2 separate regions of the Homo sapiens genome follow, and region 2 is linked to region 1. A link is an interaction called in ENCODE POLR2A ChIA-PET data of the cell type or tissue named here. Cell type or tissue: OCI-LY7. All regions are shown on one strand. Each heading gives the region's core, and the rest is flanking DNA. Links, peaks and the distances in the headings are about the cores only.

What was found. Peaks named below come from ENCODE experiments on the same cell type or tissue, not always from the same donor. Only the 100,000 strongest peaks of a DNase experiment are listed, where the experiment ranks them.
Region 2: POLR2A ChIA-PET joins it to region 1 with 5 read pairs; 4 of 35 experiments call an interaction of 5 or more read pairs at or near these places.

What each region holds. Positions count from the first base shown.
Region 1 is chr12:113,073,384-113,083,960 of GRCh38, reverse strand. DTX1 (deltex E3 ubiquitin ligase 1) reads right to left here. Exons shown (of 10, transcript NM_004416.3): 3 at 5,856-6,537. Among named protein-coding and RNA genes, the nearest start is that of DTX1, 22 kb to the right of the region's middle. RefSeq lists enhancers at 1,060-1,169, 1,200-1,259. In OCI-LY7, for the core only: no CTCF peak of the experiment used is centred there; DNase peaks (open chromatin) are centred at 4,430 and 4,764; H3K4me3 peaks cover 2,764 bases; H3K27ac peaks cover 5,000 bases.
Region 2 is chr12:113,129,492-113,140,068 of GRCh38, reverse strand. RASAL1 (RAS protein activator like 1) reads left to right here and starts at 4,308. Exons shown (of 21, transcript NM_001301202.2): 1 at 4,308-4,671; 2 at 9,128-9,184. The coding sequence starts at 4,607. RefSeq lists a silencer at 4,182-4,321. In OCI-LY7, for the core only: CTCF peaks have their summits at 3,980 and 4,198 (motif pointing right); DNase peaks (open chromatin) are centred at 3,768, 4,278, 5,178 and 5,418; H3K4me3 peaks cover 3,631 bases; H3K27ac peaks cover 4,255 bases.

The DNA.
Region 1 (10,577 bases), core at 1,867-6,866:
AGTCTGCCCATGTGAGAGGTGGTGGTTTTAGCTCTGTCTGACAGATGGGGAGACTGAGGCTAGAGAGGCCAAGCCTCAAGTGGGTCCAAGGTCACCCAACCTGTAAAGGGCTCTGGATCTGTTTGGGTCCAGGAGGGGAGAGAAGGAGGGTGGACAGAAGGAAGCCAGGGAAGGAAAGAGAGTGACTAAGAGGAAAAGGCAGAAGACAGAGAAAGAGAGAGAGAGACACAGAGCTACAAAGAGATATGGAAAGACTGAAAAAGACCAAGACACACAGAGATATTGTTTGGTGCAAAAGAAATGGTGGTTTTTGCCATTAAAATTATTGGCAAATTGGCCGGGCGCAGTGGCTCATGCCTGTAATCCCAGAATTTCGGGAGGCCGAGGTGGGTGGATCACTTGAGGTCAGGAGTTCGAGACCAGCCTGACCAACATGCCAAAACTCCGTCTCTACTAAAAATACAAAAAATAGCCGGTCATGGTGGCAGGTGTCTGTAATCTCCACTACTTGGGAGGCTGAGGCAGGAGAATCACTTGAACCTGGGAGGTGGAGGTTGCAGTGAGCCAAGATTGCACCACTGCACTCCAGCCTGGGTAACAGAGCAAGACGGTCTCAAAAAAAAAAGTATTGGTAAATTATAAAAGGAGAGACACACAGACACATTGTTATGGGCTGAACTGTGCCCCAAAGAAGTCATGTGTTGAAACCTTAAGCCTCAGGACCTCAGAATGTGACTGTATTTAGAGACGGGGTCTTTAAAGAGGTAATTAAGATAAAATGAGGTCACTAGGATGGGCCCTAATCCAATAGGACTGATGTCCTTCTAAGAAGAGAAGATTAAGACACAGACAGGTACAGAGGGAAGACCATATGAGGACACAGGTAAAAGATGCAATCTACAAGCCCAGGAGAGAGGCCTCAGAAGGAAACTACCCTGTGACACCGTGATCTCGGACTTCTAGTCTCAAGAATGTGAAAGAGAGAATACATTTCTGTGGTTTAAGCTGTTACTTTGTTACCACTGCCCCAGCAAACTAATACAGACTTAAAGTCATAGAGACAGGCCAGTCGCTGTGGCTCACGCCTATAATTCCCAGCACTTTTGGAGGCTGAGGCAGGCGGATGCTTGAGGCCAGGAGTTTGAGACCAGCCTGGGCAACATAGTGAGATCCTGTCCCTACAAAAAATTTTAAAAAATTAGCTGGGTGTGGTGGTGCGTGCCTGTAGTCCCACCTACTTGGGAGGCTGAATCAGGAGGATTTCTTGAGCCCAGAAGTTTCAGGCTGCCAGGAGCTGTGATTGCGCCACTGTACTCCAGCCTGGGCAATAAGAGCGAGGCTCTGTCTCTAAAAACAAAAAACAAAGACACAGAAACAAAGAGACCAGGGTTGGGAGGGCTGGGAGGTGGTTTGGGGACGAGAGTGACAGTGGGTAGACCTGTCTGCCTGGCTCCTCAAAGACCCCCCACCTCCATCCCTTTCCCCTCATAGGCTGCACTTGGGCCTCAGCTGTCTCAGCAATGGAAAGCTTTAGGCGGAAGAAGCCAGGGTCTGCCACCCCTATCTTCCTTCCTCCTACTCCCCTTCCCCAGCAACAGGCTCCACGGGTCTTGAGAGCCAGAGGGATTTTCCCCGGGGGGTTTCTTGGAGATGGAGCGTTGGGGACTTTGAGCCGGGCTTGTCTGGCTGGGGAGGATCAGTTAGAGGGGCTGGAGTGAGGCTGGGCAGCATCTGCGTGGGTGGGGAGGGATGAGGGAGTTCTTGAGAAGTTTCCCCCACCCCACATCTTCTGTTTTCCAGGCCAATGTCTGGGCTCAGGGAGGGTCAGAAACAGTCCCCAAGGGGAGGGGCAGGAGAAATGATGTCGGCTGTGGGGGAGCGGCATGTGGCTGGAGACAACAGAGCTCTGGCAGGTCAGAGGAGGACATGTTTAATGATCCGCACCCCCAAAGAGAAAACTTCCTTTTCACTACAGCCCTCTAGAGCTCAAGCACACTCTATAGCTCCCCACTGATGGCAGCACCAAGCCCAGGCTTCCCTGAGGCCACCCAACCTGGCCTTGTACCCCCATTTGGGGTAAAAAATCTCAGCCCCCACTGTTCCAGAAGGGAGCCTCTATCCCCCGGTGGTCTCCAGAACCTTCTGGATTCATTCCTACCTCTGCCCCTTTGCACCTGCAATGCCCTGCCTGGGGTGCCCTTCTCCTTCTTGCTGGCGCCTCACTCCAGCCCTCCCCACACCTCTAGCCCTTCCCTGAACACACCACGCCCTTCGAGCCCCCTTGAAGTTGTTCATGCTGTTCCCTCTGCATGGATCAGCTGTTCTCCACATCTGGCCACCTCCTCAGAGGGATTTTCCCTGAATTCCCACATCACCCTGTCCCACTACCTCCCCAGCACTTCTGTCTCACTCCAGAGATCGTCTTCATTTACTCTTTGCTTGCTGTAGGTCTGTCTCCCCATCTGTCTGTGTGCCCCGGGAGGACACAGGCCTTGTTTGTCTTGTTCAGCTCTGTGAATACACACCCACAGCACATATTTGGAGAATTAACACTAGGCCATGAAAGCTGAGTAATTTTCAGCCTCCTCTAGAACAGTAGCTTTCAAATCTCTCTCTTTTTTTAATTTTTTTGGAGACGGAGTCTCACTCTGTTACCCAGGCTGGAGTGCAGTGGCGTGATCTCGGCTCACTGCAACCTCCACCTCCCGGGTTCACGCAATCCTCCCAGTAGCTGGGATTACAGGTGTGTACCACCATGCTCAGCTAATTTTTGTATTTTTAGTAGAGATGGGGTTTCACCATGTTGGCCATGCTGGTCTCGAACTCCTGGCCTCAAGTGATCCACCTACTTTGGCCTCCCAAAGTGAGCCACTACGCCCGCCTCAAATATTTCATCAGTGACTAAGAAATTCATTTCACCTCGCAACCTATTAAACATATGCAGAAATGATGCAAAACATTCATGGAGCAATTTTTTTTTTTTTTTGAGACAGTGTCTTGCTCTGTCTCTCAGGCTGCAGTGCAGTGGTGTGATCACAGGTCACTGCAGCCTTGACCTACTGGGCTCAAGTGATCCTCTTGCCTCAGCCTTCCGAGTAACTGGGACTACAAGCACACCACCCTGCCTGGCTAATTTTTTGTTATTGTTGTAGAGATGGTGTCTTGCTATGTTTCCCAGGCTAGTCTTGAACTCCTGGACTCAAGTGATCTACCCACCTTGGTCTCCCAAAGTGCTGGGATTACAGGCATGAGGCACTGTTCCCAGGCTACATGTAACAATTCTTATTTTTACTATGTATTACACATGCCAATCTATTCTAGTTCTATTCTGTTTTCCATTCCGTTCCATTCCATTCCATTCCATTCCATTCTGTTCCAAGAAAATTCTGGCTACAACCTTCTGATTTCTTTTTTTTCTTTTAACCTTCTGATTTCCAGTCTTCTTGTGGGTTACAATAAATTTACCCAGAGAGAAGGTTCTCAAATTCTTACTGCAGAGGTCCCTGGAATTTTTCTGGTTCTGTCCCCTCCCACACTCCCCCTAGCCTGTCATTCTAGGACCCACTCTTCTTGTCATTCTGGGACCTCCAGCCCCTCTTTTTGTAAGGCAGCCAGAGCCCAGCTGCTGTCTATAAGGGGCCATAACTGATACTTCAGCCCCCTGAGATCTCCCTGAGATCTCAGTGACTCTATCCTGCAGCTTTGGACAAGGCTTCCCCAAGGGGTCTTCTTTGACCCCCTCAAGTCTGCTCTCTGTTGGCACTGGGCCTGCCCTAGGCTGAGGTCACATGGGACACACCTCTGTTTGTCCCCATGACCCTCTCCTCCGAGAGGAATGACCAGGCAGGCAGGTGGTAGTGGCTGTGATGCATCCCTGGAAAATTACAGCTTCCCCGCCCTCCATGCCAACCCTCCTCCTGGAGAGCAAAAGTAGTCCTAACGGCCATGGCTGAACTACTGCCAGTGTAGATGCTGTGTTCAGGTACACAGCGTTTTCACATGGTGGGAAGATCTGCTCCCATTTGACAGATGACAAAACTGAGGCTCAAGGAAGGAGAGGGACTCGTCCCAGGTCTCCCAGCTCAGAAGTGGTCAAGAAGGGGGCCGGGCATGGTGGCTCATGCCTGTAATCCCAGCACTTTGGGAGGCCAAGGCTGGCAGATCACAAGAGGTCAGGAGTTCAAGACAAGCCTGGGAAACATGGTGAAATCCCATCTCCACTAACACACACACACACACACACACACACACACACACACACACACAGTAGCCGGGAATGGTGGCATGCACCTGTAGTCCCAGCTACTCAGAAGACTGAGGCAGAAGAATCACTTGAACCCTGGAGGCAGAAGTTGCAGTCAGTGGAGATTGTGCCACTGCACTCCAGCCTGGGCAACAGAGTGAAACTGTATCTCAAAAAAAAAAAAAAAAAAAAAAAAAAAAAAGAGAAGTGGCCAAGAGGGGATTCGAACCCAGGAAGTCAGACTCCCAAAGGGACAAAAGGTGAATAGGGCCACCTAGTTCAGGGTCCTGGCCTTTCCTTTTCCCAGGCCTTGTTTGCCCATAATAAAAGGGGTGAGCTGGATGCAGTGACCCCAAAGGTCGCATCCAGATCTGAGCTTTGGTGATCTCGGACCATCATTATCAATTCCCCCGGCCATGCCATAGTGATTGAAGCACAGTTGGTTTTGGGTGCCCTCTCTTCCTCTTGGGGACCACAGTCCAAACCCCCCTGGTCTTTTCTCTTCTGGTCTGTCCCAAGTTCAAGGTCTTTGATCTTTCCTCTCATTGCCACCCCTCAGGGCTTGGTTCTTTGCTCAGATGACTGAATCTGGAGTCCAGGGTAGGCACCCAACAGCAGCTCACTGGGTCCCTATCCTGGGGCCTGGGACACCTTAACCCAAGAATTTGCAAACTTGATACAAGCTGGGTGCCCATCCTTAATAAAATCATGCTGAGAAAGCCAGTTCATAAAAGTGTTTCCAAAAAGGGCTGCTCTGGTTAAAACAAGAGCAGAGAGACAGACTCTCGTTTGCCTGGCTTTCTATTACCCCACCCCCCACGATTCCAGGTCACCCCGGGAGTCCCTGGAGCCCAGTGTGCAAACCATAGTATTAACCCAGAGTAATTGTGGTATTTCAGGTGCAGCCTATGGGGAAATACTTTGGACAAGCAGCTGATGCTTGCTCGAGCCACCATGTGAGGTGGGCATGGACTGGGACAAGGACAGATGGACTCTGAAGCCCTCTAAAAATCCTAAGACAACACAGCACAGACTTTGGAATTGGGCAGGTCTGGACTCCAATGTCTACCCTTCCCCGGTGACCCTGAGAAGGCACCATAGCTTTCCCAGCCTTGGCTTCCCCATCTGTAATATGCACATGGTAGAACTGTTTGGTGGAATAAATGAGAAGGCACCATAGCTCTCCTAGCCTCGGTTTCCCCATCTATAATATGCACATGGTAGAACTGTTTGGCAGAATAAACGAGGTGATACATATAACGGGTTTAGCAAATAATAAACATGGAACACGCACCATTGCTGATGTTGCTATTATGGCCCCATCACTTGTGAACTGTCTGATCTTGGGGGAGTTAGTTCTTCATCTGTGAACTGGAGGTGATGATGGTACCTACCTCATAGGGTCCTTATGCATGGAGATAGATGTGTGGGAACATGTAAAGGTGCTTAGTTGATGCTTGGCACAAAATGAACATTTAGTGCATGCTGGATATTACTTATCGTCATTATTATTATTGTAATCTTTGCTCCTGCCCTAGTGGCCAACCACCCCCGGGCTTCGTCCTTGCCTGCGGACGACGCAGAGGCCCCCTCCCCCTGGGCCCCGTCTTACCCCGGCGGGATGGAGGCGCGCGCGCTCACGCTGGTGGTGCGCTGGGGCCCGGGCCGGTTGAGGTTGTTCTGCCCCGGGGTGCGCGCTCCGCCGGGGGCGCCCGGGCTCCGTGGGGGCGCCCCGGGAGGCGGCGCGGGCTCGGCGGGGCCGGCGGCGGGCGCTGCCCAGAGCGCGGCGCCTGTGAAGGTGGCGCTGGGGCGCACGGCAAGCGCGCCTGGAGGCCCTCCAGGTGGCGGCGGCGGCGGCAGCGGGGGCGCGGGGGGCGCCTTGCGGCGCTGCGAGGCCAGGATGGCGTTGGAGGCGGCGCGCGTGCTGTTGACCAGCAGGCACTGCTGGCAGGAGCAGGGCTGGCCCGAGCTGGCGCCCACGGGCCACGACTGCGACTTAGGGATGGAGCCCACGGTGAGCGGGTAGGCGAGGTCCAGGCGGCGGCGCAGGCGGCGGCGCCGGCGCGTCTGGCGGTTCATCTGCGACATGCTGTTGAAGTAGATGAGGTAGCAGAAGCCTAGCGATGAGAGGTCGAGCCACGGGTGCTGCTTCTCGTAGGCGTTCTGGATGGTGATGCAGATGTCCATATCGTAGGCCGTCCATGCGCCGCCGTCGTTCTCCCACTCCCACACGATGCCCTTGCCCGGCGCCGACGACGGGTCGTAGAAGTTGCGCCGCACGGGCCGCATGGTGCCTGTACTCGAAATGGGGAGGAGGCGTCAGCACAGCGGGCGTTGGTCTGCGCGGCTGGAAGGGCGGGCCACAGCCAGGCAAGGGTGGGCGGGAGGTTGGGGGGTCAGCACAGGCCTCCAGGGGGTCCACCCAGACTTGGGGAGAGGGTCAACACATGCACGGAGAGGAAGGAGGTCAAGGCCCAGGCATGAGGTTCAGCACAGGCTGGAGGGTCAGGACAGGCGGCAGCCAGGGTGAGGGGGGCCGGGGCTAAAGGTTCAGCGCATAGCACTGGGGCGAGAGGTGGGCAGGGGCGCGTGGTCAGTAGATTGGGCGTAGGGGCGGGAGAGCCACCAAACAGGGTGGGGGTGCCAAGATAGCCTGGGGTAGGAAACCAGCAAGGTGTGGAGGGCTCCCCCACCCTCCACCTCTCCAGGGCCAAGACAGACACTGAAGTGGGGGTTATCACAGGCCCTGGATGGTGCGGGGGAGGGCAAAGGGGGCCTGGGGGTTCTTCAGACCAGAGTCAGATAAAGTGGGGCAGGCATAGACAGAGACCAAGGCCATGCACATAGGCCCCATGCAGTCCTCTTCTTCATTATAGTTTGCTCACTCATTCAATGATTCATTCATCAATCTGTTCATGCCTTAGTTCATTAATTTAAGCACTATTTCATTTAGTCATTCAACAATTCTTGCATTAGTTCATTCACTTATCCATGCCCTAGTTCACATATTCATATATTCCTTCATTCAATGATTCATTCATTCATTGATTCTTTCCTTAGGTCATTCATTCGTGCCTGCAGTCATCCATTATGTTATTTTATTTTATTTATTTATTTAGAGACAGGGGTCTCCCTATGTTGCCCAGGCTAAGTCTCAAACTCTTCGGCTCAAGCAATCCAACCGCCTTGGCCTCCCAAAGTGCTGAGATGACAGGTGTGAGCCACCATGACCGGCCCCACTTTTTTTTTTTTTTTTTTTCCAGGCAGAGTATTGCTCTGTCGCCCAGGCTGGAATACAGTGGCACAATCTAGGCTCAATGCAATCTCCGCCTCCAGGTTCAAGCGATTCTCCTGCCTCAGCCTCCTGAGTAGCTGGGACTACAGGCATGCACCACCTTGCTGGGCTAATTTTTGTATTTTTAGTAGAGATGGGGTTTTGCCATGTTGGCCAGGCTGGTCTCGAACTCCTGACCTCAGGTGATCCACCCACCTCAGCCTCCCAAAGTGCTGGGATTACAGGTGTGAGCCACCGCCCCTGGGCCCCTTATGCTTTTTTTAAATTGATACCTTTATGTATTCTCCATCTTCAGCCCACTCCCGTATTCAGGCATTCAGACATTCCTTCATTTACCATCATCCTATTTAAAAATGTGCACCCCCCACGTACTTTCCCCTCTCTCCTTCCCCGCTCCATTTTCTCCCTCAGATATACTTCACATTCTACCCATTTATCTTGGTTTCTGTCTGTCCCCCCCTCGCTAGAATGTAATAGCCACAAGGTCAGGGATTTTGTTTTATTTACTGCTATATCCCCAGCACCTGCACACAGCAGGTGCTCGAGCGATATTTGTTGAATGAATGAATAAATTCATTAGGTCACAAATGGATTCTTTTTTTTTTAATTCATTCACACTTTGTGCTCATCCCTGCATTCGTCCATTCCTTCATTTGCTTATTTGTTACTTTCATTCATCTGTTTGTTTCATTTGTTACTTCCTTCAACAAACAACTGCTGACTGCCAGGTGGGCCCCCTTTCATAAAGGAGGGCACTGAGGCTTTACTCCAAACCACAGCTTCATGTTTGCCAAAGCTCTGCGTGCTCCCCTGACAGCAAGGCTCCACGGGAAACTCTGGGCTAACCAGAGATAACCCAAGGTCCAGGCCGCAGGACTTCTCAGAGCCTTTAGCCTGCTCTGTGTCTTGGGGCTGATGAAGTGAGTCTTTTGCTGGGTTCATTTGGCACACCTGCAGAAAGGCTGCACACTTGACTTCCCCTCAACTGCGGGAAAGTCCCTTAAGCCTCCTCAGGCCTTAGTGGCCCCATCTCAAAAAGAGGGGTGATCATCCATGACCCAGCCCTTCCCTCTCACACAGTATTTGGGGGAGGAGTGAGTGAGAACAGCTGCAGAGGGTCTGGGTGGGACCCCAGGGCTGGGAGGCAGACAGCCCTCACTTCAAGTCCTGACTTTCTGACTTTCCAGCTCTGTGACTGTGCGTAGGCAACTCAGCATCTCTGGGCCCCAGTTTTCTCATGTTGAAAATGGGCATAAGCAGACATGCAATAGAAGACTGCTGCGTTTGCCAGCTGTAGCAACAGTTGCTTGTGGGGTTGCTGAGAGGATCAATTGAGATAAATACCGTGTCTACTCTGATGATTCCAAAATCTGCCATCTTTGGCCCCGTCTTCTCCCCTGGGAGCCAGGTTCATGACCCTTCCCTGGAGAGGTTTAACAGGCACCTTGAACTCAGCTCTGCTCTCCCCTGCCCCAAACCTGCTCCTCCTGAAGTCTTCACATAGCAATTCCTGGCAGCTCCTGCGCTTCCGGATGCTCTTCCTTGGACCCCCAAATCTTGGTCTCATCCTTGACTTCTACCTCATATCCCACCTCCAATCTGTCAGTAAATCCAGTCATCTCCACCTTCAAACACATCCACATCTGACCACTGCTCCCCACTGCACTCACACCACCCAGTCCCCGCCATGTTATCTCTCCTGCCTGGACCATTGCAGTAGACTCATGACTGGCCTCTGTAATCCATTTCCCATACCGCAGCCAGAGGGATCCTGCTCAATGCAAGTCAGATCACATCTTTCCTCTGCTCAAAATCCTTCCTGGCTTCCGCTCACTTGGAGTAAAAGCCAAAGTCCTTGCCATGACCTACAACGAAATCACACATTGTGGGGCCCTGTCCTCCTCTGGCATTGTCTACCTCCCCCTTATCACTCACTCCATTCCAGCCACCCTGGCCTCCTTGCTGTTCCTCAAATACACCAGGCACTGTCCAGCCTCAGGGCCTTCTCACTGGCTGTTCCCTCTGCCTGGAATATGACCTCACCATTCCCAGATGTTCTCATCATTTCCTCCCTTCTTTCTTACAGGTGTGTGTTCAAACATCTAAAAGTGCAGCCCTCCTATTGCTGTCCTCTGAGCTTGCTTTATTTTCCTCCCTGGCACTTGGCATTACCTGACTGACTATATATATATATGAGAGAGAGTCTTTCTCTGTCACCCAGCCTGGAGTGCAGTGGCGTGATCTCGGCTCACTGCAACCTCTGCCTCCCAGGTTCAAACGATTCTCCTGCCTCAGACTCCCAAGTAGCTGGCATTACAGGTATGTGTCACCCAGCTGATTTTTTTTGTATTTTTCGTAGAGACGGGATTTCACCATGTTGGCCAGGCTGGTCTCGAACTCCTGACCTCAGGTGATCCACCTGCCTCAGCCTCCCAAAGTGCTGGGATTACAGGTGTGAGCCACTGCGCCAGGCTGTGACATGATGTATTAATCTGCATGCATTCTTTATGCTGCGTATCCTCACTCTAGGCTGTCAGCTGCAAAGTCAGGGATCTTGTCTGCTTTGCTCACTGCTGTACTCCCAGCACCTGGCACAGTACCTGCACACAGTAGGACCTCAAAACCTGGAAGGCATTTCCATTGTTAATTGGCATCTTCCTCGGGTGCCTGGCCCAGGGATCTGCAACCAGATAGGGGAACTCAGACTGTTCCACACTGGTGTGTCCCTACTCAGGGCTGAAAGAGCTTGTCCTCTGCCCTCTCCTCTGTTAGAATCACAAGGGCTACAGACTAGCCTTGTGCCCTGCCAACTGGACAGGCCCCAATAGCTGGAGAAATCGAGGCACGGAGCTATGGCTATTGATATGAAAGGGGCGGGGTTGAAGAGGTGGAGAGGTTGGACTGGCAGCCCAGCCCCAGGAAATAAGGTCCCTGGGCACCTACCATGTTCCAGCCAATCAGACAAAAACTTCCCCTGCATCTCTGGGGCAGCCTCACTCTGATGCCTGATTTATCATTTTAATTGAGTGTGTGCAGATT
Region 2 (10,577 bases), core at 2,226-7,225, 56 kb before region 1:
CTGTCCCTCTCGGCCTCCCAAAATGCTGGGATTACAGGTGTGAGCCACCATGCCCAGCCTTATTTACTTATTTAATTAAAAAGAATTCTATAATAGAGATGAGGCCTCACTATGCTGCCCAGGCTGATCTCAAACTCCTGAGCTCAAGTGATCCTCCTGCCTCGGCCTCCCAAAATGCTAGGTTTACAGGTGTGAGCCACCACACCCAGCCTATTTATTTATTTTTAAGATACGGTGTCTTGCTATGTTGCCCAGGCTGGAGTGCAGTGATGCTATCATAGCTTACTGCAGCCTTGAACTCCTGGGCTCAAGCCATCCTCCTGCCTCAGCCTCCTGAGTAGCTGGGACTACAGGTGCAAGCCATCATACCTGGTTAATTTTAAAATTTTCTGTAGCAACGAGGTCTTGCTATGTTGCTCAGGCTGGTCTCAAACTCCTTGCCTCAGCGATCCTCCCACCTTGGCCTCCCAAAGTGTTGGGATTACAGGGGTAAGCCACCATGTCTGGCCCTGTAAAGGCCTTCTTGAGGGAAATGACTGATCGAGCAAAGGCAGTGTGTGTTGGGGGAGCAGATTGGGAGGATACGAGAAAAGTCTTAAGGGTGTTGAATTCAGGAACGGTGTCTAGAGAGCTATGTGACTGGGGATTCCTGTGCCCAGTAGTGTATTGGTAAACTGACTCTCAAAAACAAATGTAGCATTTGCCAGTTTCCATACTGTAAATCCTACCCTAGTCAATTTCAAGTTCCCATGTGATGTGGCTAAACATGGAGTTGGAAAGTTATGTGCACAGTCGAATCCAGTGCCGATGGGAGCGGGCTCCAGGACGCCCCCACCATGCCCAGGCCCGATTCCTCTTCTGGGATGAGGAGCCCTCTCTCCTCCATGCCTGTGAGCCCTCCCTGGGCCACAGGCCCAGCATCTCAGATCAAGTGGAGACTCAGCCAGTCCTGGTCAGAGGGCTCAGCATCTCAGATCAAGCAAAGACTCAGCCTGTCCTGGACAGAGGGCCCACAGGGGAGGCCGGAGCCCTGATCTTGGAAGCTGTCTATCAGATTTCTCAGCCAGGATGAAAATCCTCAGATTCCCCCAGCTCAGCGATCTGGAACTGCCCTGGCTACTGAAGTGTGGGCCTTCATCCATGTCTGGAATCTGGGGCTGGGCCTGCATTCTACCTGGGCAATGTCCCCAGGACCCAGCCTCAGAGCTAAGCCACCAAATGGGGCTCAGTATCAGGCACAGGACGTCCCACAATGGCCATGACATTTATTGAGTGCTTGTAGTATGCCAGGCTGTGCTAAACACCTGGCACTTATTTCTTTTCCAGCCTCATGCTCATCCTAGAGGTGGATTCTATTAGTATCCCCACTTTACAGATGAAGAAACTGAGGCACTGAGAGAGTAACTCACTTGCCCAAGAACACTTGGCTTGGAAGTACAGGTGCCAGGGTTCAATCCTAGGTCAGCCTGATGCTAAACCCTCTTCTGGTAAACCCTGAGCTCAGCATTTCTTCCCACTTAAGTCTTTATGAAACACCTGCTGTGTGTATCGCATGGGTATTGCAAGAGATGGTTATGAATTTACCTTTAAGGAGCTTGGGGTTGGGGTTTGGCCATTTCTTGAGCACCTACTATGTGCCAGGAATGATGCTAAGTGCCTTACGCTGCCCTCGAGATTAACTCTCATAATAACCCTGGGAGAATCACCAGCCTGCCCTCTCCCTGCCTAGCTGGATGGTCCCGCGCAGGTCACACACTCTCTCTGGTCTGCCTTTTCCGCTTCGGTCCCTTGGCATGGACTGCCCTAGGCAACCTCCAACTCCCTGCTAGTTTCAGGTCAGAGATTCTCAGAACAACAGGAAATGGCCGGGCCATGTGCAAAGTTTGGGGACTGTGGCCATTGCCCCAGGCAAATTTTGGGGTCACCCTCCAGATATTGGACAGGTAACAGCGCTGGCTTGCTGGAGGCCCAGCTGGCACAGTCTATATCCTTGGTATTTCCCCGTGGGGAGCTGGGGAAGGGTGTTTGGGTATATGACTTCCTGCTTAGCTCTGGAAGATGGGCCAAGATGGCTGCGTGGCAGTTTGGCTGGCATCCCATGGGGGCTGGAGGAACAGGCCCCTTAGGTTCCATCATCAGGGGGTTCCAAAAGGGGTCCTGGGGGTCTGGAGGCCTGTCTGCGGTCTTTGCAGGCTCACAGAAGAAAAAGGCTCAAACAGTAGCTTCCACTAAATGTGTGTGGTGGGGGGCGGTGTGGGGCGGGGGGCAGGATTCCCGTCTTAAAGCTTCAGTTACATAGCAAATACCTTAAGTACCATTCCCCCCACCACCTTAGGTGGTATATTTTCTTTGGAGAGAATCTGGGGTAACTGATAAAGATCACAGTGGGCCAGGCATGGTGGCTCACGCCTATAATCCCAGCACTTTGGGAGGCTGAGGTGGGTGGATTGCTTGAGATCAGGAGTTCAAGACCAGCCTGGCCAACATGGTGATATAAAAATACAAACTATAAAAATCTACTAAAAATACAAAAATTAACCGGGCATAGTAGTGGGTGCCTGTAGTCCCAGCTACTCAGGAGGCTGAAGCAGGAGAATCACTTGAACCCAGGAGTGGAAGTTGCAGTGAGCCAAGATCGAGCCCTGCCCTCCAGCTGGGCAAAAAAAAAAAAAAAAATCACAGTGGGATGACTCCTTTGGGGCTATTACTGTTCTGGATCTAACCCTGGATTACCCCTCATGCCCCGCTGAGGATGTTGCAATACTTCTAAGCCTTGGAGCCTGTTCTGCTAGGTCCATTTCCCAGATGGGATTAACTGAGACCCCATCTCTGGTGGGTCAGAGACTCACCAGGCAGCCACCAGCTGGGGAAGGAATTCCAGGGCTCTGAGTTCCTCATCAGCCTGTCTGGGTTGCTGGGTGGGGAGTCAAGAAGGGAGACTGGGAAGCAGACCATTGGGCTGCTGACGGATCCAGGAAGGGCACTCCTGGTCTCACCGGTCTGGGCGTTGGCTCCCGCACTCAGTCTGCAGGGGCACTCCCATTGGTGCCTGGCCTTTCTAAGAGGTCTTGGGCAGGTCAACAATGAATTCACAGGGAGAAATAAGTGTGCGAACGGATCTGTTCTGGGACAGGCCCTGCCTGTCATATTATCTCATTTAAAATCAGAAAAATGTACAAACCTGGAGCCACTGGAGCAGAGAGAAAGGAAAGAAAATCTCTACCGGAGTGGAAGGGCATCCTGGAAGCCTTCCCAGGAGAGGTGACGCGTGGCCCACGCCTCAAAGGACAACAATCAGAATATCAAACACTTTCTGGACGTGTATTAGGTACTTGTCACTGTCCTGAGACTTTTATCTTCATTAACTCTTTTAATTCTTTCAAAATCCTGTGACTGAAATGCAATGTCATCCTCACTCAACAGATGAGAAAACCAAACCAAAGCACAGAGAGGTTGAATGGCTTACCCAAGTCCAGACAGCTACCAAATGGCAGAGCCAGGATTCGAACCCCTGGAAGGCAAATCAGTTACTGACTGTGAGACCTCTGCCAAGTTATTTAATCCCTCTGAACCTCAGTTTCTTTATCCATAAACTGCGGATAATGGGGTAACAGTGGAGTAGTGTGTAGTGCACATCTGGAGACAAAAATGAGCTAATCCCAGTAAAGCGCTTAGAACAGTGCCTGGCACCCATGAAGTGTTCAAACAACTGTAGATGACTTTTTATCATCGCTGTAGTGGTTATCTTCAAGCCTTCCCCTCCCCCATCTGGCCGCGGCTTCCTCCCCCGCAGTGCCAGCCCGTGACGTTAGAGCAGAGTCTGGGTTCTGTGTTTAACTGGAAACTAGAACGAGATGGAAGGGGATGTTCAAGGCCCCTCCCTTGACTCTGAACGGACCCCCAGGGAACATGCGACCCTCTCTCTGGCGACGCCTCCCACCCACCACTAATACTTGCTCCTGGACCGGGGGGCGCGGAGGTTGGAGAGAGGAGGCAGGTGTCTGCATGGTAGGCAAGGAGGGGTGGGGGCGGAGAGGTGTGAATATGTTGGATGAGGGACAGGCGGGGGCACAGACCATGTCTTTTAAGCCCAATGCCAACTCACCAGGAGCCAGCGGCCACGCCCATCAGGACGGGGGCCCCTCCCCACCTGGCGGTGCACCCTTGTCTCCGCCGCCCGTGCGCTCTGGCGCGCATGACTGGGGTGCCGGTAGAGGGCGCGCGAGGGGGCCCGGGGTCAGGTGGGGGACCCCATTGGAGGCGGGATTGTGGGGAGGTCCCTGGGCCGCCCCTCCCGCCCCCTGCCCGCCCAGCCTGCTTGTCTGGAGCTCCAGACGCCTCGGCAAGAGCCCGCTGCGCCCCCTGCGCGCTCCTCCTGCTCGGAGCACGGCTCCTACCTGTAGAGTCCGGACGGGCGCTCCCTCCCCGGGCACCTACACCTTCTCCTCTTTCGGAAATCTCCCATCCAGCTACCCGGGTCTCGGACAGGCGGCACTGGGACCACGAGGCAGGGAGCCAGGCTTGAAGCAGGTGACATGTAGACGTCCCCTGGTCCAGCCTCGGAACCTGAGCGCCCTTCTGCCTGGAAAGTTTGTGGCTAGGCGCCATGGCCAAGAGCAGCTCCCTGAATGTTCGCGTGGTGGAGGGCCGCGCGCTGCCTGCCAAGGACGTGTGAGTACTCCTCGGGCGCTTCTGGGTGAGGGGCGCGCAAGGCCTGGGGTGGGGCCGACGTCGCCCTTTCCGCGTGCCAGGGCGGGTTGGCAGGAGGGCGAGGGGTTCTTGTCCAAGACTGGTCTTGGGGCAGTTCCGCTTTAAAGGGGCGAGAGGCCGCATGCCCATGGCTGTCCCGGTGGGAGGGGGGCGCCTAGAGTTAGCAGATGCCCCGCCTCACCCCCGGGCAGGGGAGGGGGTGTCTTTGTTCCCGGGATGTACTAAAGGGGGTCGTCCAGAGCTGAAGAGGGGATTAGAGGGCCATATTCTGTCAGATCTGGGAGGGGAGAAAGCGGGGGGTCTCTTCCTTAGTCCAGGCAGATGTTGGAGGTGGCTCCTCCAGGCGTGGGTGGGGGCCTAGCAAGGGAACCCTGGGGAGGACCCTTGGAGAGGGCCTGGGATCAGATGAGCCCTAACATCCTGTGTGGATCTGGTGCTTAGGTTTGCAGAGTGTCACCAGGTGGCCCTCCAGGGTCCTTTTGACCCCAAGCCCTGAGCTCCCCAGTCTTGTGGCTCCCAGCCTCGTGTGGGCCTTCCCCGGGTGCTGAGCTGCTTGAAGAGCCAATTCCTTGCTGCGACCCCCTCCCCAGCCAGGTGCAATGGGACTGGGGGACCCTACGGCTCCCTTCACTACTAGTCCCAAGCTATGCTTCCCCCAGGGCTGAGTCAGCAGCTGCTGAATCAGCAGAATATGGGGGGCGGGTTCCCCCTCCTGCTTGGCATAGTGCCCAGAAGGGGCTCTGAGGGCCTTAGCACCTGCGACAGGTGTGGGATCCTCTGGAGGACATTTGTTGTGTGACCTTGAACCTGCTTCTCTCTGGGCCTTGGTTTCCCATTTGGGCAATGAGAGCTCTGGACCGGAGTCCCCATCTGGTTGCCTGGGGTCTCCCATCCAGCTGGGAGGGTGGAGGACCTGTTAGGAGTTCCCCTGTGGCCCAGGTGAGCAGGAGCATGGATTGGGAGCCTTCACCTGTGTCAAGATTCAGTCTTAGCTCTGTGCTGATTCCCCAAGGTGTGGGCTCCCAGAGAGGACTTTCCTGCCTGATTTTATGACATTCCCAACCCCCAAAACACTGCAGCTGCGTCAAGGGGGCAGCTGTTGAGAGCAATTTTTGCCACCCTTCATCCTCATTGGCTACTCCAAATATACACACCCTGAATGAGAAGCAGAGTGTGTGCTCTGACAGTTCAGTGGCTGGACAAGCCCCCCCACCAGACTCTTTCTAAGATGTCCCCTCAGAGGCCCTGGGAATGAGACGGCCTACACTGTTAGGGCATTGAGGCCAGGCTGGATGCCTGGCAGCTGCTAGGTGGTGAAAGGAGTTCTTTCCAGAAACGGGGTTCTCACTCACTGAGCTCTGGCCCCTCCACCAGCCCTGGGTGAGAGGTCATGAGGGGGCGATGGGTGTCACCCCTGCACCTGGACACTGGCTTACGGTAACCTGCTGCTCTTCTGGAGAAGGGACTTGAGTCATGCCTGGTTCCTGCAGCTCTTGGCCAAACTTCCTGCCCCCAATTCCTGGGCCAGTGAGCTATGAAATAGGTCATGCCCTAGAGCAAGGGTGGGGAGGAGTCACTTAGCCCCAGCTGGCAGGGGGGGTTCTGGCCACCCTGCCTCAGTTTCCCTAGCTGTCAGCACCCTTCTTCAAAGGGGCTCTTCCTGGAGGCTGCTGGGAGCTCCATGCCATGGGAGCCCTTAGGTGGGGTGTGTTCTTTCCCTCTTCTCCTAAGGGAAAGGGCCCAGATTCTGCCTAAAGCATTGCCAGGTTTGAGGGGGGTCCATTCTGGCCCGGGAGGAGGCCTCTTCAGGTAATTTTAGAGTTTTTACTATTAGAAATAGTAGCAGTCAGTCACTGAGGGCTTAGTATGGACAGGCCCTGTGCTTAACACTTCATATAGTTCTATTGGCGTCTCTTATTTTACAAATGGGGAAACTGAGGACCAGAGAGGCAGTCACTTGCCTAAGGTCACCCAGCTGCGATTTGAACTCTGACTACTCCATGCCCAAACCAGACTGGGCAGGCAATGGCTGAGGGGCCTGCTTTCCCAAGACTGAGCTGAGTCAGGGGCCGTGGGAGAGGCCACAAGTCTGGAGAGATCAGGGGTCTGGAAGCAGCCACCCCCTCTTGCCACCGTTGCCCTCCCTGATAGGAGTCTGATAAGGCCCTCATGCGTCAGAGCCCTGCAGCTGACTAGTGCTGAGCTCGGCTCCCAGGAGGGCCTGGAGGTCAGGCTGGGTCTGCAGGAGGGGGTGTGTCTCCCAGCCCTCGGCTAGTGGGATCCCAGCCCATCTGACCCCACATCTGTAGTTGGGGAAACTGAGGGGTGGGAGCCTGCATAAAGGAAGCTTAGGGGTGGAGAACCCAGGGAAGGAAACTGAGACACAGGACATTACCAGCCACAGGAGTCTGAAGGTGAAGCCCAGATGGGGAAACTGAGGCTCCAATGGATTTGGGATGGAGCCAGAAGAGGAAACTGAGGCTTGGGGCACTCCACAGAAGGGGATTCAGATGTAGGATCCACAGAGGATCACGAAGACACTGTCTGTCTAAAGTGTTCAGGGATAGAAGCCAGGTAGGGAAATGGAGGCATTGGAGTGTCCAGCCAGAGGGGGATGAGGGAAGGAGTCCAGAGAGGGAAACCGAGGCACAGGGAAGGGCTCATCCAGCAAGATAGGTTCAGGTTGGAGGCAACTCTTAGCGCCAATGTCCCTCTTTCCTGGCATCCCAGAGGCATTTGTGGATCTATACAAACTGGAGAGACAGAAGGTGGCAGAGATCAAGGGAGTGGTGCTGGGGCATCGAGGGAGAGGGCCATTTGAATAGGTAGAGGGGGCATTGGTTTCAGAACATGAGTGTGAGCCCACAAACCTGGGTCCCAGTCCTATCTCCACTGTTACTCCGTGCTCCAGAGAGAGCACTCCATAAACCCAGTCATTCAGAAATAGCTCTAGAGGGCCAAATGCATGCCAGATGTGGGGGCCAGGGGTGGGGAAGTGGGGGACACAGACTCTCCCCAGGGAGTTCACAGTTTGGAAGTGGCAGGGAGGTGGGGAGACAATACTAAACGCATAGAGAAATAAGGGAGGCCGGCTGTGGTGGCTCACGCCTGTAATCCCAACACTTTGGGAGGCCGAGGCGGGTGGATTACTGGAGGCCAGGAGTTGGAGTCCAGCCTGGCCAGCATGGTGAAACCCTGTCTCTACTAAAAATGCAAAAAATTAGCCAGGTGTGGTGGTGTGTGCCTGTAATCCCAGCTACTCAGGAGGCTGAGGCAGGAGAATCGCTTGAACTTGGGAGGCAGAGATTGCAGTGAACCAAGATCGCGCCACTGCACTCCAGCCTGGGTGATACGGTGAGACTCTGTCTCAAAAAAAAAAAAAAAAAAAAAGAAGAAGAAGAAGAAGAAAGAAGATGATTTTAGGTGGAGGTCATTTTAGATAGGACAGTGGTGGCCAGGGACAGCCTCTCAAGGAGGTGACTTTGGACTGAGACTTGAATGGCAGGAAGGAGCCAGCCATGGCAGTATCAGGGCTAAAGTGTCTTAGGCAAAGGGAACAGCAGGTGCAAAGGCCCTGAGGCTGGCCTGGGGCCTGATGAAAGACAAAGAAGCCCTGTATGATGGGATGGAGGAGGAAGTGAGGGACCTGTTAGACAGCTTGGGATTTGCTGGTGACTGTTATTATGAAGGGGGGATGCAGCTGGCCTGAATTGGCAGATGACTCATAGCTACTTAAGGGGGTGCAGCACATCTTAAGAGATTTCGAGGGTTGATTTTGAAGCCTGGGTTCCCTGGTCTTTGCCTGTAGGGAGGGTCTGCTGAGTCTGTCCCCATGGAGGGCTGAGGAATGGGGAGTCCCCTTCCCAGGGAAGCTCCCATTGAAATGAAAAGCTGGGGACACAGCATTAAAGCCCCTGCAGGGGAGAGCTGGGGGCCAGACCATGATCCGGCCCAGCATTTGAGTTCCTCCAGCCCCCTAGGAGGTGTATGTGAGCATCACACCTGATTTATAGAGCAGAGAAACTGAGGCCCAGAGAGGGAAGGGGACTCTCTGGGATGGCACAGCCAGAGGGTGGTGAAGCCAGGCATTCAAGACCCCCCCACCCCCCCCACACACGCTCTGGGCCTCTGCTTTGGGCTTTTCGAGGCCAGGACTCAGAACCTGCTGGCCTCAGGCCTCCCTGTTCTATTTCTATGGGTGGAAGCCCAGAGTGCACAGATGTGGTGGCCTGGGCAGCTGTGACATCTCCTGCTGGTCCCCTAAGGTTCTACTTCTGAGCTGGACTTGCTGTGTGACCCTGGGCAAGTCCCCTTCTCTGTCTGTGCCTCCGACTCCCCTGCCTGTGTCATGACTGGGACCCTCCACTCATGGCTGCCCTCTCAACCTGCTTCCTCCCTGAACTCCCTCCTTCTGCAGGTCTGGGAGCAGCGACCCCTACTGCCTAGTGAAAGTGGACGACGAGGTGGTGGCCAGGTGAGGGGTGGCGACACGGGGGAGAGGAGGAAGGGAGGGGTCTCTTTCTAGACCTGGGGAATCTGGGACCAAGAATTCACATTTAAAGGAGTGCTTACCCTGAGGGGGACTCGCGGGCCTGCAGGTGGGTGATTTGTGTCCAGCTGGGACTGCCAGCTCCTCTCCCCGACCAGCCCTGCCTTCCCCCTCTGGACCTAATGCTGTCCCTGCTGGCTCCCTGGGGCTGACTCAGCGCTGCCAGCCTGTGCCTCCTACAGTGGCCTCCCTGGGGGCGGGCATCTCACGCTTGGCTGGACTGGTTGGTTCCGGGCCTGCCGGGTGCTGCGGGCACTGGGGATGTCTGTGCGCGTGGGCATGTGCATGTGTGTCTGTGTGTGCACCCGCCCAGCTGGGCCTGCTTGTGAGTTGCAGGGGGTGGGGGATGTTGCGGGGCTAGTGTGAGTGCCTGTGACCACGTGTGTATGTCCTCGTGGCTGTGCAGGGCACAGGCTCACGTGTGTGTACCAGTGTAGGGTGCATGTACATGCACGTGCACATGGCTGCCCTGCACATGCATGTGAACACCAATGCCAGCTGATTTGGTCACAAAGGCACCGGTGTGGACACATGTGAAGGTGTGAGGATGTTTGGGGTGTCAGTGAGTCTCGCAGGGGGATATCAGGCTGCGCCCTGCTTGGCTCCCACCCCCGCAGGCCGAGGGACAGCTCTCAGCCCCTGGAGGCCTGATGGGGGTGGGTGGGCTGGTGGGTGGCTGAGGCCTTGGTTCCTATGGAGACGGCAGGATTCAGGATGCTCCTATTCTGGTCCAGATGGGCTCAGAGCTGGGGGTGGGGAGCCTGCCTGGGGGAGGGGTCAGCTGTAGCTCCCCCCTCCACTGACTCCCCTCCACTGTCCTCCCAGTGCTCATGCTGGCCCCTTGATACATTCCCTGACACCACCCCAAACCCACAGATTGATTTTCTGTGTGACCCCAGGCTGCTGTCTCTCCCTCTCTGGGCTGTAAGAAGCCTTTCAGCTCAGGAGCTGGGGAATGTTCAGAAGACCTTTGGCTGGGAAAAGGTCAGGTTGGGGGAAGAGGGTATTTGGGAGGAAGCACTGGGGGTCCATCTGAGGTTGGTGCCGCTGGGCTGGAGGAAGAAGGCGGGGTGTGTGTGTGTGTGTGCGCGCACGCGCGCATATGTGCACTCTTTCTTAGGGCACAGTGTGGTGAAAGGAGGGAGGAAGGGAGCAACAGGTATGAGAACCAAACTTTGCATCCACAAATGTGGGTGTGTCTTTACCGGGCAAGTAGAATCTGTTCTCTGCTGGGTAAAGGGAAGTACCCCTGCAGGGATGTCAGGGCAGAGATGCTGTGTGTGTGCACCTGTTTCTGGGCTTATCTTGGTCCCCATCC